Regions from separate parts of the Homo sapiens genome. Here regions 2 and 3 are each linked to region 1. A link is an interaction called in ENCODE POLR2A ChIA-PET data of the cell type or tissue named here. Cell type or tissue: GM12878. All regions are shown on one strand. Region 1 overlaps ANKRD12 (ankyrin repeat domain 12). Region 2 overlaps ANKRD12 (ankyrin repeat domain 12). Region 3 overlaps ANKRD12 (ankyrin repeat domain 12).

Region 1 (2,500 bases):
CTATCACTTAGCATTTATTAAACACTTACATGTCACATAATGGAACTAAGATGAACAAAACACAATCCTAGCCTGAAGGGAACTGACAGTTTTTAACAGAAAAAAGACAATTTAGTTACCATGCAGAATAATAAATGCTATGTAAGCAAGCACCCAATTTGGGTGCATGCGTACGGAGGTAGGGGTAGGGAATTTCAAGAAGAGGGAACACTAAAATAGAGTGTTGAGGATGACTCTGAGGCAGGTAGATATAGATGGGGCTGGTGTGGGAGGAGGATAAGCATATGCACAGGTGTACACACATGCCCACACACAAAAGCAGACCACAATGAAGGAACAGCAAAAAACTGAAGCAGAGTGGGACAGAAAATGAGGCTGAAGCAGGAAGGGATCTCATCATGAAGCCCCTTGTCATTGTGTAGTCTGTTCTTTATGGTAACAAAAAAGGCTTCTAAAAAAGTAGTGACATAATTCGAGTAGTGTGTTCAGAAAGGTGCCCTTGGTGAAACTCTGGAAGATGGACTTAAGAGGAATTACCTAAGACACAAGGAGACCACTTAAAGCACAATGACCAGATTGTGGCGGGGGGAGGATCACAGGGGACAGGGGTGGAAGAGTAAACAAGAACAAGAAGCCTAGAATGAAACCTAAGTTCTGGCTCCAGCAATAAATAAGTAAAATTGCTTTGGAAATAATTTAAGCAATTAGCATTTATCTGTTGTATTTATCTTCTAATAGTAATAAATAAACACCTCAAATTTTTAAAAAATAAAATTTTCATTACTTCATTAAATATTTACAAGACTTTAAAGAGATGTTTTTGACAACATGAAACATCTGATTGTAAAGGATCACATTCTAACAATACATTTAGAGTTTGTAAATAAATATGGGCAGTTATATTTACAATTATCTATTTGCCTAGGGTATCTTATACATACATACATACGTGTGTGTGTATATATATATATTTTTCCCTCCCTCCAGAATTGTTAAGGTAGGTATATAAAATATTCATCTGCAATTGAGAGGGTTGGCACAGATGACTTCTAAAGGTCTGAGATTTTTTAAATGAGTTGCTGAGTTTACTGACCTTCTGGCCCTAACAGGTTCTAAATTGCTGCAACTTCCATAAACCAGTAGAGGGCTGCAACAGCTCAGAGAAAATGGTTAGCCAGCTTTACTTGCATTTCTGGCACTGGGAGCAGAAAATACTACCAATGTTGAAAAGTAGAATCTAATAGCCACTGTATTCACTTCACTGTCAATAGGGAAAAAGTTTACAGGTTCTAAAAGGATTCTAAAACCCTGAAAACTAGAAAAATTCATAATTAAGAATTCTGCCATCTCCTTTCTCTTCTAGCAAAATGGTAAACTGTTTGAAGGCCAAGTAAAATTTCACAGAGTAAGTACAGTGAAAAAGCCAATCAAAATGAGTTGGCAATTCACCACTTCCTTTTAGACCTATTGCTCCACACAACTGATCTTCCTAAAATAATTATTTTGTTTGGTTCCTCTCAAATCTATACTTTATTAGTTTTGTTCTGCATACAGTGAAATGTTGAAGTTTAGCTTTCACTAGATTTCTAGGTACATTTCTACTACATACATAAATCTTATTTTCAACTCCTCTAGTCACACTGCTCTCACTACTATATACGATGTGCAACAGACTTAAGATGGAAGAGGTCAGGCTTCACTGAATAGGTCACAGTTGAGATGAACAATGAATAAATAAAAGGATTTAAATAGGTCTAGAGAAAAAGGAAAGTTCATCATGCTATTTTTTGTACCTTTTAAATTATCTAAAATATTCTAAATAAATTTTTTTGTATTTTATTTTTGCCCCCTCTGCAGCCCCCCACAAAAGATAGGCTATTGCAGCCAATCTTTGCAACATATTATAACAATTATAAATAAGGCTGGTGCTAATCTTAAGTATTGCTCACAGCTTAACCCCCAAAAGTGCCCTATCTCACTTTTACTGCTTTCTATAAAAATGACAGGCACGTACTTTAGCCTTAAATGAAAGGATTTTTAACTACTTAAATAATCGATATAGTTTTAACAGTGGTACATAAGATAAGTGAGATTGGGATAGGTCATTAAGAAACCAGAATAGTTTACAATAATCACTGCTTCTGCAATATAAGCCTGAGATCCTAAAAAAAAACTACGTCCAAATTCTTGATGCAGTTGTGGAGAGCTGCAAGTTGTGTCCCTACAAGACAGCAATCCAAGTAATAAATAAAGTATTTCTAACTTACATACAACATCATTTCCACCCTGATCCAATAATATGACGGGTAATAACACTGCTCAAATTACAGATTAAAATTGTCACTTCCATGACTATACCAGGACTGAATTGTTTAGGCCTTTTAGTCTTGAACTGCTACGTTTTTCTTTATCCTGCTCACTCTCCAACACAAACCTACCTCTTATAATATACACTAGATTTCAGAACAACTGTATATTCCAGGGCATTCAAAGGAAAACA
Region 2 (2,500 bases), 83 kb before region 1:
ACAGAGAGAAAATTCTAAAACACTAAGAGAAAAGTATCCAGTCACCTACAGAGAGGCCTCCCCCCACCACCATCAGACTAACAGCAGACTTCTCAGCAGAAACCTTATAGGCCAGGATATAATAGGAAAATAAGTGCTGAAAGAAAGAAAATGTCACCCAAAGATACTACATCCAACAAAATTATCCTTCATAAACGAAGAAGAAATAGAATCTTTCCCAGACAAGCAAATACTGAGAATTCATCACCACTAGACCTGCCTTAACAGAAATGCTCAAGGGAGTCCTAAACCTGGCAGTGAAAGAACAATAGTTACTACCATGAAAACACCTGAAAATATAAAACTCACTGGTAAAGCAAATACACAAATGAGAAAGAGAAAATAATCAAATGGTAGTACCACAGAAAATCAGCACACAACAAGGACAACCAAGACAAAAAGGAACAAAGAATAATACACAAAATAACCTGAAAACAACAATACAACAGAAACAAATCTTCACATATCAATAAAATTGAATATAAATGGGTTAAATTCTCCACTTAATAGACACAGACTAGCTGAATGGGTAAAAAAACATGATCCAACTATATGTTGCCTATAAGAAATGTATTTTACCTGTGAGGACACATACAGATTGAAAATAAAAGATATTCCACACAAATGGAAACCAAAAGCAAGCAAGAGTAGCTATAATAATTATATCGGATAAAATATCTTTTTTTTTTTTTTTTTTTGAGACAGAGTCTTGCTCTGTTGCCCAGGTTGGAGTGCAGTGGCATGATCTCAGCCCCCTGCAACCTCCGCCTCCCAGGTTCATGCTATCCTCCTGCCTCAGCCTCCCGAGTAGCTGGGACTACAGGCGCCTGCCACCATGCCTGGCTAATTTTTTGTATTTTTAGTAGAAACACAGTTTCACTGTTAGCAAGGATGGTTTTGATCTCCTGACCTCATGATCCACCCACCTCGGCCTCCCAAAGTGCTGGGATTACAGGCTCGAGCCACCGCGCCCGGCACGGATAAAATATCTTTAAGTCAAAAAAAGTTTAAAAAAAGACAAAAAAGGTAATCATATAATGATAAAGAGATCATTACAGCAAGAGAATATAACAATTCAAAATAATATATGAACCCAACACTGCAGTACCCAGATTTACAAAGCAAATACTCCTAGATACAAAGGAAGACTCCAATACAATAGTAACGGGGGACTTCAACACATCACTGTCAGCATTAGACAGATCATCTAGATAGAAAATAAAGAAACACTGGACTTATACTGGACTTCAGACCAAAGGACCTAACAGACACTTTCAGAACATTTTATCCAACAACTGCAGAATACACATTCTTCTCATCAGCACATGGAACATGTGACTGACCATGTTAGGCCACAAAACTAGTCTCAACAAATTTTTAAAACTTGAAATCACAGTGTATTCCACAATGGGATGAAACTAGAAATCAATACCAAAAGGAACTTTGAACACTATACAAATACACAAAAATTAAACAATATGCTCATGAACGACCACTAGATCAATGAAGAAATTAGATGGAAATAAAAAAAATTCTTGAAACAAATGAAAGTGGAGGCCAGGCATGGTGGCTTACGCCTGTAATCCTAGCACTTTGGGAGGCCGAAGCGGGCAGATCACTTGAGGTCAGGAGTTCAAGACCAGTCTGGCCAACATGGTGAAACCCCATCTCTACTAAAAAAAAAAAAAATACAAAAATTATCCAGGTGTGATGGCACGCATCTGTAGTCCCAGCTGCTCGGGAGGCTGAGGCAGGAGAATCTCTTGAGCCTGGGAGGCAAAGGTTGCAATAAGCCGAGATCGTGCCACTGCACTCAAGCCTGGGCAACAGAGCTAGACTCTGTCTCAAAGAAGAAAAAAAAAAAAAAGAAGAAAGTAGAAACACAACATACCAAAACCTGGGGACACAGCAAAAGCAATGCTAAAAAAGAGGTTTATAGCAATAAACACAAATAAATATTTTAAATAAACACTATAGTGATACACACCTCAAGGTACTAAAAAAAGCAAAAACAAACTAAACCTCATGCTAGCAGAAGAAATAATAAAGATCACAGCAGAACTAAACAAAATACAGAGACTTAAAAAAATGCAAAGGATCTATGGAATGAAAAATCAGTTCTCTGAAAAGATAAACTGCTAACTAGACTAACTAAGAAGAAAGGAGATCCAAACAAAATCAGAAATAAAAAAGGGGACATTACAACTGATATCACAGAAATACCGAAAATCACCAGAGACTATTATGAACTATATGCAACAAACTGAAAAACCTAGAGGGAATGGATACAGTCCTGGAAATATACAACCTGCCAAAATCAAACCAGAAAGTAACAGAAAATCTGAATAGACCAATTCAGTAATAAAAAGTCTCCTAACAAAGAAAAGCTGGGGACCAGATGGACTCACTGCAGAATTCTACCAAAGCATTACCACAAAGAAGTACAAAGAATTACAAATTA
Region 3 (2,500 bases), 130 kb before region 1:
AATCTAAAGTCAGGTGGTCTGGATCATTAAGAAAATCTGGGGCAGGGAAAATGAATTACTCAAGTTATCAAAATCCCTTTATAACTGAAAATTTATACTGTTCTAGGAAAACGCATTTATTTTTTAAATTCTCTTTTTAACCTGTATGATACTGGGCATTCCTCAACTCTGCTGTATTTGATTACCAATATGTTTTCATCTATTTTAAATCTTATCAGAAATTTCTTAATGTTTTTGTCTAACAGTTTCCCACCTCAATTTCCAGCTCTGCTATGAATTTGTTTTTATTTTTAATGAATTTAATTAATTACTTTACTTTTAAGAAACAGGGTGTCGGCCGGGCGCGGTGGCTCACGCCTGTAATCCTAGCACTTTGGGAGGCCGAGGCGGGTGGATCACGAGGTCAGGAGATCGAGACCATCCTGGCTAACATGGTGAAACCCCGTCTCTACTAAAAATACAAAAAATTAGCCGGGTGTGGTGGCGGGCGCCTGTAGTCCCAGCTACTCGGGAGGCTGAGGCAGGAGAATGGCATGAACCAGGGAGGCAGAGCTTGCAGTGAGCCGAGATCGTGCCACTGCACTCCAGCCTGGGCGACAGAGCCAGACTCTGCTTAAAAAAAAAAAAAAAAAAAAAAAAAGAAACAGGGTGTCACTCTGTCATCCAGGCTGGAGTGCAGCGGGCGCAATCATACCTCACTGCAGGCTCGAACTCCTTGGCTTAATCGATCCTCCCACCTTAGCCACCTGGGGTAGCTGGGGCTACAGGCATGTGCCACCATGCCAGGCTTTGAAATTTTTATGTCTTTTGTCATTTCAATGAGTTTTGGGAGAAAGAAGGAATCAACAGGTATGTATATATTTACTCAACCATTCTGAGCTAGAAATCAAGAGACTTTTCATTGTAGCTCGATTATAAACCTCAATTTATATTGCTCTAAAACTCATTTCTCTCTGATTGCTCAAAACTTAAAAAGATCTCAAGATACCACTGTTTAGTCCAGCCTATAAGAACATGGTTAAACTGTTAATTGCAGTTATTAAAAACCATCCATTCTTCCCTTTAAACATCTTTAAATATGAAAGTTCTAGAAAGTCCCTCAGTGGCCTCTCCAGTGCCTATTTCTTTAGTCACACAGTTCTTTCTGAAGAGACACAATTATTCATGTTAATAGCATCCTCAGATATCTCTGAACACTTTCATTTGAAATAAAAGTTGGAGACTTAAAGTTTTTTTTTTGTTTTTTTTTGAGACAGGGTCCCACTCTGTTGCCCAGGCTCGAGTGCAGTGGTACAATCCAGCTCACTGCAGCCTTGGCCTGCCAGGCTCAACAGATCCTCCTACCTCAGCCTCCCTGGTAGCTGGGACTACATGTGTGCCCCACCACACCCAGTTAATTTTTATATTTTTTGTAAAGACGGGGTTTCACCATGTTTCCCAAGCTGGTCTTGAACTCCTGAGCTCAAGTGATTGCCCACTTTGGCCTCCCAAAGTGCTGGGATTACAGGCATGAGCCACCACACCCATTCAGTGCCTTAAGTTTGAAACCTACCTATCTAGTTCAATCTTGATTTTTTTATAGATGAGAAAAATAAAGCTCAGAAGAGTCTAAAAATATTTTTCTGTGATATACCCTATTATCCTTTGTACTACTAGCTTATTTCCTTTAGAACAGCATTTCCTAGTCTGTTTTCAGGTGATAATCCTTCACTGTTTATTATAAAAATTTTAATCTTTAAATTCTTTCTTTTCTGGTTTATAAGCCATAAACAAATTCTGAAAACTAGTATGACTGGTTCTGAGTTCATGTAATTTATATGTGGCAGTAAACTTTATTGAAGATATTTCTCCAGTCTTCCACAGTTCATGTATTCCACCAACATTCAAAGTCAAACCAGAAGACTCGCTCTGTTTTTAGGACTGTCACAACCTAGAGGTGCCATCTAGCTGCACTATTTTTCAGTGTACAATAGCTTTCTAGCTGCCTGAAGGTCAGAACTAAAGGTATAAACATTCACTTTAGAAACAAATTATGTGTACCTGTAAGGGCACTATCCTAAATGTACAGGTGTTTTGTGATCATCTGCTTTTATAATAGAAACCTAATGTTTACAGTGCTTTAGAAAATGGAGGACCAGTTGATCTGGAAGTACTCTGGCTTGAAAGAGTTTTTTTTCTTCTTTGACCTTTAATGATTGTTGAGTTCAAGTTCTTTCTATGGAAATAGATTCTAAAAATAGCCAAGTTGCATTTTTTCAGACCATTACTTCTAAATGTATCAACAAACATTTTACCTGAGAGTCCAATGGTACATTGTATACTTCGGCATCCAGCAAAACAGTACAAGCACTAAATGGCAGTGTTTGATTTGCCAATGTTCTTGCAGCTCTGTAATGAACTCGCAAAACTTCTTGTTCGTTGGATACAATGAGTTTTTCCTAGTTGAATAAAGAATTAAAAAAAAATAAATTCTTCAACAAATTTTTGTTTAAGAACAGTC

The links. Peaks named below come from ENCODE experiments on the same cell type or tissue, not always from the same donor. Only the 100,000 strongest peaks of a DNase experiment are listed, where the experiment ranks them.
Region 2: POLR2A ChIA-PET joins it to region 1 with 7 read pairs; 3 of 35 experiments call an interaction of 5 or more read pairs at or near these places.
Region 3: POLR2A ChIA-PET joins it to region 1 with 8 read pairs; 4 of 35 experiments call an interaction of 5 or more read pairs at or near these places.

Annotation. Positions count from the first base shown.
Region 1 is chr18:9,146,783-9,149,282 of GRCh38, reverse strand. The region is part of intron 1 of ANKRD12 (ankyrin repeat domain 12); the gene reads right to left. Among named protein-coding and RNA genes, the nearest start is that of ANKRD12, 11 kb to the right of the region's middle. In GM12878, a CTCF peak has its summit at 1,132 (motif pointing right); a DNase peak (open chromatin) is centred at 1,182; H3K4me3 peaks cover 501 bases; H3K27ac peaks cover 2,074 bases.
Region 2 is chr18:9,230,062-9,232,561 of GRCh38, reverse strand. All of the region lies in intron 8 of ANKRD12 (ankyrin repeat domain 12), which reads right to left. Among named protein-coding and RNA genes, the nearest start is that of ANKRD12, 95 kb to the right of the region's middle. In GM12878, no CTCF peak of the experiment used is centred here; no DNase peak of the experiment used is centred here.
Region 3 is chr18:9,275,462-9,277,961 of GRCh38, reverse strand. ANKRD12 (ankyrin repeat domain 12) reads right to left here. Exons shown (of 13, transcript NM_015208.5): 11 at 2,295-2,438. Among named protein-coding and RNA genes, the nearest start is that of TWSG1-DT, 58 kb to the left of the region's middle. In GM12878, no CTCF peak of the experiment used is centred here; no DNase peak of the experiment used is centred here.